Regions from separate parts of the Homo sapiens genome. Here region 1 is linked to region 2. A link is an interaction called in ENCODE POLR2A ChIA-PET data of the cell type or tissue named here. Cell type or tissue: PC-9. All regions are shown on one strand. Each heading gives the region's core, and the rest is flanking DNA. Links, peaks and the distances in the headings are about the cores only. Region 1 overlaps SLC25A21 (solute carrier family 25 member 21). Region 2 overlaps SLC25A21 (solute carrier family 25 member 21).

The links. ChIA-PET counts read pairs that join two places held together with the same protein. Peaks named below come from ENCODE experiments on the same cell type or tissue, not always from the same donor. Only the 100,000 strongest peaks of a DNase experiment are listed, where the experiment ranks them.
Region 1: POLR2A ChIA-PET joins it to region 2 with 8 read pairs; 2 of 35 experiments call an interaction of 5 or more read pairs at or near these places.

Annotation. Positions count from the first base shown.
Region 1 is chr14:36,720,231-36,725,615 of GRCh38, forward strand. SLC25A21 (solute carrier family 25 member 21) reads right to left here. Exons shown (of 10, transcript NM_030631.4): 6 at 5,340-5,385. Among named protein-coding and RNA genes, the nearest start is that of PAX9, 61 kb to the left of the region's middle. In PC-9, for the core only: no CTCF peak of the experiment used is centred there; no DNase peak of the experiment used is centred there.
Region 2 is chr14:36,933,756-36,939,140 of GRCh38, forward strand. The region is part of intron 1 of SLC25A21 (solute carrier family 25 member 21); the gene reads right to left. Among named protein-coding and RNA genes, the nearest start is that of MIR4503, 16 kb to the right of the region's middle. In PC-9, for the core only: no CTCF peak of the experiment used is centred there; a DNase peak (open chromatin) is centred at 2,426; H3K27ac peaks cover 375 bases.

The sequences.
Region 1 (5,385 bases), core at 95-5,094, 210 kb before region 2:
TACTGTTGTCCTCGACTGTCCTCTGCTGCAGTGCCCCTCTCAGCTGCAGCAACTTCTTGCTGGAAGTTGTTAGGAAATTTCATGTCTAAAAGACCCCACGGACTCACCACCTTAGGCTGAAGAAATAGGAAAACCCAAAATATGCTGTGTAGGACACCATGGTGGTTTATGTCCAAGACATTAGGGTAGACAGGTTGAACAGCAGACATGCTGCCTGAGAAATTCTCCCAACTGGCAGGACAAGAGCTACCTATCTGTAAAATAAGCATCTATGGGGTACCTGCTCTGCTTTTCTTAAAGGTGTTGTCAAGCCAGTTGGCCATTCTGCATGTAGCCCATCCATTTGGTGTTCCACCACAACTAGGAGCTGACTGAAAAGGCTGAAAATGAGCTTAGTTCATAACCTTCCATGTGAAGTGATTAAGAAGGCTTAATCGAGAATTCATGTTAACTTTATACAGCTATTCCAGAGGAAGAAATCTCTTGATTGTGGTAGAATTCTTCCCAAAGTGGCCTCAAATGTTCTGTTTCATCTCTAACTTCTGCTGCTAAGTGCTAGTTATTTACAGTAAACAGATATCCAGCTACTGCTATTTATGATAATGGGCCCTTATCTGAGTTTAAAGACCTTATCAACAGGCACTGTAAGCAGGCTGCCAGTCCGTAAGCCTTGATAAGGAATTCAGGCTGAATGGATGGCAGTGGCATCTGATAATGACCTAAGGCACACTGAGGGAGAAGACCCTTGCTCAGTGAGCTGTGCTGGTGCCCACAACTGGAGTCAGCTGTGACTGCTCAATATTAATTGGAGCAATATCTCAAAATAAATCTGTCTCTACTTAAACTTACGCATTTGTAAGATCACCTTGCATCTAGAAATAGTTATCATTGGTTGAATGCCTACCATTTGCCAGGCTCCATGTTAAGACCTTTGCATATATTAACACATTAAAATTCTCATAACAATCATGTTGTAATAATAATGACTAACATTTACTGAACCATCACTGCATGCCAGGCCATACTGACAGCTTTATATAGTCTCACTTAACCCTCATTTGACTGTTTGACATGGCTATTACTATTATTTTTTCCTAACAAATGAGGAAACTGGGCTAGGGTCAGGGTAGGAAATGTGAGGCTGTCACATAGTCAATAACTAAGATCTCCCTCCAGGTCTTGTGCTTCCAACCACTACACAGATGCCTTGCTGTAAGGAGATGGACTGATCACTACCATTTTACCAATGAGGGAACTGCAGGTACGCTATTCAAGGCCACACTGTTGGATAATGGTAAAAAGTGTAATGAGAACTTCAGTGTGTCTCTCCCCACAAGATTGTTCTTCCTGTTCTACACAGCTCTGATTGTATATGCTCTTCAGTAATTGGCAAACAAAGTTTAAACTCTGTTAGAAATTACAGAGTAGGAAAAAATATGGGTTCTGCTCCTATAAATGAAATCATGGCACCTGAATTATGCAAGGTTGAGCTCCAAGATGGGCCAGCAAGTCATTCCCACCTGATCAGTTGAGAAGGTCTTCCCTGAAGGCAGGGCTTGATCTTGGCAGAGCCATTAGAAGCATTTCCTTTGGATAACATACTTTTCTTTAAACTGTTCTATATTTTCTAAATTTTCTACGATGAGCATACATTACTTTTGAAAGTAAATGTTCACAGACAAAACATGAATGCATTCTCATGTTAAAACATTCAACATCACAAAGCCCTTCTCTTAAACTCTCACCTTCTCCTCCTCTATTCCAGTCTCCTCTCCAGAGGTATGAATTTCAGTATGAATTCCTATAGACCTGAACTACCCTATATGAAAGTTACTACCCACATGTTGGAAGTTACTACCCACGTGGCCATTGAGCACCTGAAATGTCCTAGTTGAGATGTGCTGTTAACACAAAATATACACCAGATTTTTAAATTTAGTATAAAAGAAGAATGCAAATATCTCATATAATTTTTATATCAATTACACACTGAAATGAGAAATTATAGAGACAGTAAAAAGATCAGTGGTTGCCAGGGATTAAGTGGGGAGGGGAGGGATGAATCGGCAGAACACAGAGGATTTTCAGGGCAGTGAAATTACTCTGTATGATACTATAATGGTGAATATATGTCATTATACATTTGTTCAAACTCATAGAAGGTACAGCACCAAGAGTGAGCCCTAATGTAAACTATGGACTTGGGTGATAATGACATGTTAATGTAGGTTCATCAGTTAAAACAAATGGACTGCTCTGATGGGGGATGTTGATCATGGGGAAGATGATGCATGTGTCGGGGCATGGGGTTCATAGGAAGTCTCTACCTCTTGCTCAGTTTTGCTGTGCACCTAAAATTGCTCTAAAAATAGTCAAGAAAAATGAATATACTGGGTTAAATAAAATATATTATTAAATTAATTTCACCTGTTTCTTTTTATTTTTTAAATGTAGCTACTAAAAATGTGGCTCACATATTTCTATTAGATAGCACTGCTCTAGAGTCTAGATCATTTTTAGTGCACTTATACACACATATTTAAGAAATACATATATATTTTGGTGCTTTATAACATAAATATGCATTACTTTTATGCTTGGATTAATTTTTTTAAGTCAAATCTTTAAAGGCAGTGGACATTAAATTAATTCTTTTCTTCTTCCACTTCTCTTCCTCCTCTTCTTCCTCTTCCTCTACATCTCCCTTTTATACTTAACAACCCACAAAGCCTTAGAGTGAAGAAAGCAAGAAGTATTCCTGGCCATACACATGCCGAGGTGAGCATACCTAATATTTGAGTTAAATCAACACAGGCACAGGTTAACTAAAGGTTATCTATCCCCTTGTTGGATAAAAGAAGGAGCTAGTCAATGAAGAAGGCTTCGGCATTATTGAGTCCTAGATAAAAGACCTATAAGATACTAGCAAAAATGACCAGCAATATCCGAATGTTCTATTCTTATCACGTCATCTCTTTTTCTCAGACATTTTCTACAATAGTCACAATCCCATTACTGTCTGTTGAGTAAAAGCACCTATGGCTTCAATTTGATGAACATTGCCCATAATGTGCCACATCAAAACACCACCTCATTTCAGCTACTGAATTCTGCTAGTTGCTGTAAATAAATGCTGATGCATGTTACCTATGTAATCACTACTTTGCTAAATTCTAAATAAAGTCACTTTTAAAATATTTTATAATGCATCTAATTGATTTTATTCTAAGTAAATACCTGATAATGTCCAGTTCAGTGGATAATGCAAAAGAAATGACCCCGAACAAGCTCCCACTATCCCCTGGCCCCTGCTTTAAAAAATGGCTAAATATACATAATTTACACCGACTGCATTTGTGTAAGTGATGAACTGGAAGCATGTACACATGCAGCACATTCTTTTGTTGGGCAGGAAGGGTGTTTATTGCATTCTTGCAAGTCATTAGCACATACAAAACATTAGCAGCTCTTACTTGGCCTCAGTGCAGAGCCTCCTTGAGGGCAATGGAGAGAAAAAGAACATTAGCATGAGCCGAGGTGCCCTGATAACTCATGACTTTCATTCCTGCAAGTGCCCCTTGATGCTCTGTCCCATTTGAGTCCTTGTGGTTACATGCTGCCTAGATAAAGAATTGCAGCTCAAGTCCTGTTTATTCCTTTGCCTACTCACTGCTGCTTCAAGACAAGCTTCCCAAGGGGTAAGATGGGAACACCGGACAGGGATCTCTGCAATTTTCTTCTAACTGGTAATTCTCCCAGTCCTACAAACCAAGTTTTCCTTAAGCAGATTCCATGGGAACTGTTTTAAATGCTCCATATTAATAAGCCATTTGAAAAATGTTTCTTTTCCCCTCCCCCTGTTCCGCACCATCTTTTTCGTTTATTCAAGAAAGAGTAAAGAGAAACGAAAACTAGAATACAGAGATTTTCAACTTTTTATAAGATGCTATATATTACTGTATTTAAGACAATCTTTTGAAATGTAAAAAAAATTCCCCCTGAATTAGGACTGACTTCATCTGAGTAGATACCATCTACTGTAACAGCCCAACCCTGTCCCCTCAGGTCTTGGCAGCTAAAGGTGAGTAGGGCCCCCCTCCTTCCCCATACCCCTGCCTGAGAAACTGCCAGGAAGCTCTCAGGCAGCATCAGCAGGCAGGAAGTGGGGTGGGAGTGAGGGGGTCTCCACCCATTAGCAGCTGCTTATGCAGTAGGCAGGGAAACTTTCCTACAGAAAGATCAGGTCAGCAGATACTCCAAACCAATTTCTACCACATGCTACCTAGTTGTGGAATTAAATTAAAAAGCTAAGAAGGGACCTGGAATGCCAATCCCCTTGTTTTCCTCCTACCTTGTGCCTGGCACCCAAAAGAATAAAACAAGAACAGCTGGATTTGGCAGTTGAAAGGGAATTCTTAGGTAACTGGAAGGAAGTGAAGGCAGCACACACCAAGGAATGCTGTCTGCACAATACGTCATGTACCAATGATGAAATGTCAAGACCCGTCATTGTCCAAGTGCTCATTCAGATTCAACCAAAAGACAAATTTGACAGATTATCAGAATCTTCCAGGATGGGTGGTGGGTGTAGTGGGGAAAGGAGTGAGGTCATTTTTTAAAAAAATGACTCAGTTTTTTTTTTAAAGCAAAATAATGTTATCACCTCAGTGGTTTAGCTATAGTCCATTCTAGAGCAATTGAAAAGAAGTTTTGCCAGCAGCTGGGAGAATATTTCCAAATAAGTCACTTCAGATTATATTAGAGCTCTAAAATAAAAAATGAATAAACAATAAACAAGTGTTTGTCCATTAGATCTCAGTGCATTTTTGTTAACACTTTACTTGCAGGAGATACTTGATTTTTTCTTACGCTATTTCCTTAACAGTGATTTGCTATTCCTTTAATAAGTGGATAAAAGTTGTGCCCATTGTTTCACATGCACATTAAAAATAAGTTTTTATGGCTGGGCGTGGTGGCTCACGCCTGCAATCCCAGCACTCTGGGAGGCCAAGGCAGGTGGATCACCTGATGTCAGGAGTTCGAGACCAGCCTGACCAACATGGAGAAACCCTGTCTCTACAAAAAATATACAAAATTAGCTGGGTGTGGTGGTGCATGCCTGTAATCCCAGCTACGAGGGAGGCTGAGGCAGGAGAATAGCTTGAACCCAGGAGACGGAGGTTGCGGTGAGCCGAGATTGCGCCATTGCACTCCAGCCTGGGCAACAAGAGCAAAACTCTGTCCCAAAATAAATAAATAAATAAATAAATAAATAAATAAATAAATAAATAAATAAATTTTTACATGCCCCTAACAATAGAAAAACATTAAATGGTTACCTCTGCAAATGTGTTCCGATTTGCTTGCAAGCCAACTTTTACTACC
Region 2 (5,385 bases), core at 153-5,152:
AACAAACTCTCTGCTAGATCACAGTATTTCTTTCTCTTTCTGGTTCTGCACTATAGATAGCCATATACAAGAGAGCAGAGTAGAGTTTCCTTTCTCTTTTCACCTTACTCACAACTATTCTTCTTTCAGTTACTGTAAGGGAATACACAGTAGAGACAGATGAGAAGATTTTTGACTCCCAAGACTTCAGCACCATAAGGTTCTCTGATGCTAAGCATGGCTGAAAGTTGAATGCAAATCTCTAGGAATGGTTTTGACTACAGACTAGCTTTCAGTCAGAGTGGATAAAAGGAAATGATTAATTAGAAAAAAATATCAAAATTTAAGTAGATTTTTTTAAGTTCCAAAACAGCGTTTTTATAATCTGTATTTGGTTAAGCCCAAATTGTTTTAGAAAGAAGTTTATTTGGATAATAAGTAGAAATTACATTATTATTAACCTTTTAGGACTTGAGTAAAGAACAGCTGTCTGAATCTCAGGCAAAGTACATGCCTTTTACTATTGACTATAATCCAGGCGACCTCATAGGCTTTTCTTGAAAGGTGAAAAAATCTTAGGAAGGAGAATCTCTATAATTGAAGTGCTGAAGCAAAAGGAAACCCACAAATTCTAGTAAGTAACACAACTTTCTAAGCAACACACTCCAAGGCCTTAAAATTCCTGGAATCAAATTCTTCCTTACACTTAACCTGTGTCTGTTTTATCTTGGGAGTAAAAAAAAAAAAAAAAGCATGCCATCCCTCGGGAATTAACTCTTCATTTATATTAAAGCTATAAATCACCAGCCACCAAGCACTGACTGAAATTAATATCCTAGTTCCTATGCCATTTCCACTTAACTTCCAATTCACCAGTACTTATGGGGTAAAAAGAAAGTGGTAGGATTCTGCTTCTAGTTTATAAAATATAGTTGTTAAAATTCTCACTTTTGCTCCTTAGAGTTATACACACACACACAGAGAAAAGAGAGAGAGAGAGAGAGAGAAAAGAAGAAGGGCTGAGATTTTTAAAACTTTTTATATGTTGGTGTCTTTTATTCTCAAAACTTTATTCAAGAAACATTAATACTTATTAAGCACTTAGTATGTTTTCCAGGTACTATTTCCATCTTAATTGCCTTGCTTTTTCATTTTCATGAGTTTCATTCCACTAGATACCTCAGATAATCTCCCTAAGTACTACCTTTCCCGCAGAAAGAAAGAAGAAAAAAATCCAACAGCTAAAACCTGTGGTTCTTTATCTTTTTTTTTTTGAGGGCTGTTACCAGGCAACTGAAACTCCACTCTTTCAAATGGAGAAGATAACTCAAAATATCCTAGAAGTGTTTCAATCCACTCTAAATTTCATATCTCGCCACTGCTACCTCCAAACAACTATTTAGGATCCTAAAACCCTGGCTGGTATAGAGTTTCTAACTGCCCACACACTATCCAGAATGCGGCTCTGTCTAAACTCCTTAATGTTCCCCAGGAATCTCCTAACAGGATAATCTTGAATCATCACTGAATTTTTTTATCACCCATATCTTTCCATCTCAACTTATCCTGGAATGGAACAAGCTGTGACCAGGCATGGGACTGACCCAGAGCTTGATTTGAGAGATCTCTCTGTCCCTAGGCCCAAGTTTAATATGGCAACTCTTTGAAGGAATTCTCCCCCAAGGACTATGCAAGTTGAGTCTGCACACTGTGGTTCTCTTTTTAGTTTAGCAATGGGGACTCAATTAATTTTTAGGAGCAAACAGGTTTCTGTGGAAGCCACCTAATGTCTATACTTATCATGACTATTTTTAGTGGAGCGGATCCACATGATCTCCTGATTGGCACTGTTCAACATCTGACCAATTCAATAGTTTAAGTTGTCCTCACTGTCATCTCCTTGAATATACCAGGCTACAGCGTACTGAAGCAGAATAAAACATTCTTGCAAATCTAAGCAAAGGAACCTAGGGGGTGGGATGGGCATCTTTCAAGTACTATCGTGACAATTGTTGTTTATATCTAATTCTGAGATTCTGCTCCCCAAAAGTGTATATATGGTCCCACATTCCTTTCAATCATCCTCTCCATTTTTAATTACAGGGTGTCAATACAATAACATATTTTTAAAACTTTCCTTTGCATATGTATGGATTCTCCATTAAAGAGGGGAACCTTATGGAGTCCTGCAGGTTTAGAGTAAAATTCTATTTGGTTTGAATGTCAAGGCAGAAACAAGTTTGTTTCTAAATGATAGAATAGTTACTCCAGGCTAAGTTATTCCACATTTCCTTTAATTACTGGTACTGGGTTTTTATCTATCAGTACTATCAGCTTTGCAAACCTCAGGCCAACAATCACAGAAGTTGAGACAGCACCGTGAAGGGAAATCAACCTAGTCAAGCTAAAGAAACTTGCATCTGCATTTCTCCCAAGCTGAATCACAAACAGTCCACACCCATCCTGATCCCTCTTCAAATAATTTCTTCATTTACTTGTGTGGCACTTCCTGACAGTAAGGAATGGGCTTGACTGGATGAGCTATTATCTCATTAGGATTTGTGAAGGAACCAAACAGACTGGAATGCTTTCCACCAGCCCCCCTCCCACCACCCCTCTCCATCTCCCGGCCCGGGCCACCGTTTGTACTGTTTGCCTTTTCTCAGTTTCTGTGTTGTCCAAGAGAGATAGATAAGCTCCTGAAATGATTACTACCACCCTGCATTAGCTTTCAAAGCCACTAACAACTTTTCCATGTTTGGTAACTAATGTGTGATAGAAATGTTGACAATGTAAAGCGAGAACTAAACCACAGACCAGAACCTCTCAGAATAAATGGAAATCACCTAAAGGTTCTCTGGGAGCCCCTTCCACAGTTCTGTTCAAAACACGTGTGACTTTTAAGGTAAGATTGAATTTCATTGGGTTTTAATCAGCAGGAATGCCAAGAACGGTAATATAAGTAAACGTATTGGGGTTTTCTGTTTCAATATGATAGTTTTAAAATGAATTTTATTTTTTCCACTTTGTCCTTGTAGATCCAGAAGAAAATCATGCAGTCTCTAAATCTGATATCCTAGAAGAACTACAAAATTTGATATTCATTGAGAAACATGGTAAATCCCCACACAGGAGGAGATCAATGCACAATGCTGTCCCTTCACTTTGCTGCGTGTATTCCTGCTGCTGGAGGCTCATTTATAACAGTGTACCTGGAGCCATAAGGTCATGGCTAGGGTCTCTTTCTATGGTACAACAAGGACAGATGGATATTATAATTCAGCTTGAGAGACTAAAAGAGAAAATAAGGCAGATGGCTTGCTAAATATTTGCTTCATTTCAGGGCCATGCTAAGTTTCCTTTGGCTGTTGATTGAAAGCCTGTTGCTGAAAAAACCCTGAGGCTGCACTGCAGCAACTGCTGTGTCTAACTAAGCCGGGCGATGCTGAAGGCACGTTGCCCCACATTTCTCCACATTGTCTTGGGCTCCTAGAAATAATATAGCCAATGAGGCGCTCTTAGCAACGTTGTTCTCACTTGGGTTGATAAGGAGTGAACAAGTACTCCCTAGCTGAGCTTTTCCTCCCAGAAGACCTCAGACTGAATTAGGAATGCCTTCACAAACAAAGCAAGGAGGAAAATAAACATGCTTACGCTTAACCATATTCAAACGTCAGTGACTGGAACAGCCTTTTTTGAGGCAACATAGTAGAGAGTGACATTGGTTTCCATTGCGGCCTATTGGTGATAAATATGTGATGTGTACATTTAAAAGGGTAGCACTCACTTCATCTGAGCCTTTCTTTTTCAAAACCTACTGTGTGCCTGGCATTGCTCAAGATGATGGAACTACGGTGGTTGAGAGGTAGGAGACAATGACGTAAACTATGCCAACATAATTTTGGATTGTGAAGGAAACAAACAAAGATCGGATAGCATTAATAGGGCTGCGAGGAGACGGATGGTTAGTCCACGTGGGAATGGAGGAAGAATCAGCCACACAGGGAGCCAGAGAAGCCATCCCCACAGAGGACACAGCAAATGCAAAGGCCATGAGGCAAGAAAGAATAGAAAATGCTCAGAAACTCATGGCAGAAAGGAAAGAGTTTTTTTGTGTTTCCATTATTGTTTGATGATTCAGTCTGTATTGGAAAGCTGAGAAATAAAGGAACAAAAGTATACAATAAACAAGTATAGGTTAATTAAATGTGTTTCCTTTTTAAATCCATCTATTATTTCAGACATTTTCTGGAGAGAAGAACAACTTTTTTTAAAAAAAAATTTTTTTTAATGGCAACTCGATATAATGTTTGGCTTGTTTTTTCTTTTGGGTGCTCAGCAAAATGCTGCAAAAATGGTCTGCATGTTAACCCTTGATTTAGATTGTTTTCTCAAACATACTCCCTGAACGCATGCTGTTAAGCTACATATAGAGCCCTAGTGTTGAATCCTTTCTTACTTCATCTTTCTTCGAGAAGCCTTCTCCTGGCAACACCTAGATTTCAATTTAAACAGACTCACGTATGGTAACAAATCAACTCCCCTAGGCACAGAGTGGACTGTGCCAGGCCTTTAACTAAGATTCCACAGGGGTCTACTGATCTAGGACTCTAATTAGGTGGAGTTCACTCATTGCAGGATGACACAGCTCTTCATAAGGCAAAGACCACCTTGTGCATTAATTAGGGCAAAGTTCTGTTTGAGACTCAGTCTCTGGACAGCCTTAGCAGAGCAGCAGGTTTGGTGTCCTTGTCATCTCTGTGTTACGGCCTTCTAAGTCTGCATCCCGCTGAGCCTTAGTCTATGTGCAGAATCAAATACACTTTCTTCTGCTTGGTTGATTTTGATATTTCAATACATGATAAATGATTGCCAATCAATCAGCTGGATCATTGCACAGAAAATCCAATCTGATCATCATGTTCACATCTCGTTGTTTTATTCAATTAATGAACAAACAGGACCAACCACAAAGAATTTTGGTTCCTGAACAATAACTTAGACTCATAAACTTCCCAACAGAAACCTGATGAAAACCAATCAATTTAAGGCACATGTATACAAACATGGCATATGTAATGAGTAAAACATAAATTAGTAAAAAAACAAAAACAAAAACAAAAAACTTCAGAAATCTATATTTCTTATTGCATCACTGAAATAAATCAGTCTCTAATATATTCAGATTTAACTCTCTTATGCTTACTCTTGTTCACTACTCTCAGCTTGTGTTTCTGAAAAGTTTTATGTAAACCCAAGTTCTGTAAACTGAATTGTATTTCAGATACATTAATTTATTGCTTAAATTATAAATCTGTTTGTAATTAATGAAGTCTTCTCAAACATGTCTCTGGTGCAGAGTTGGAATTTCATATAACAGCTTTACTTAAAAGGCAGGTTTTGTTG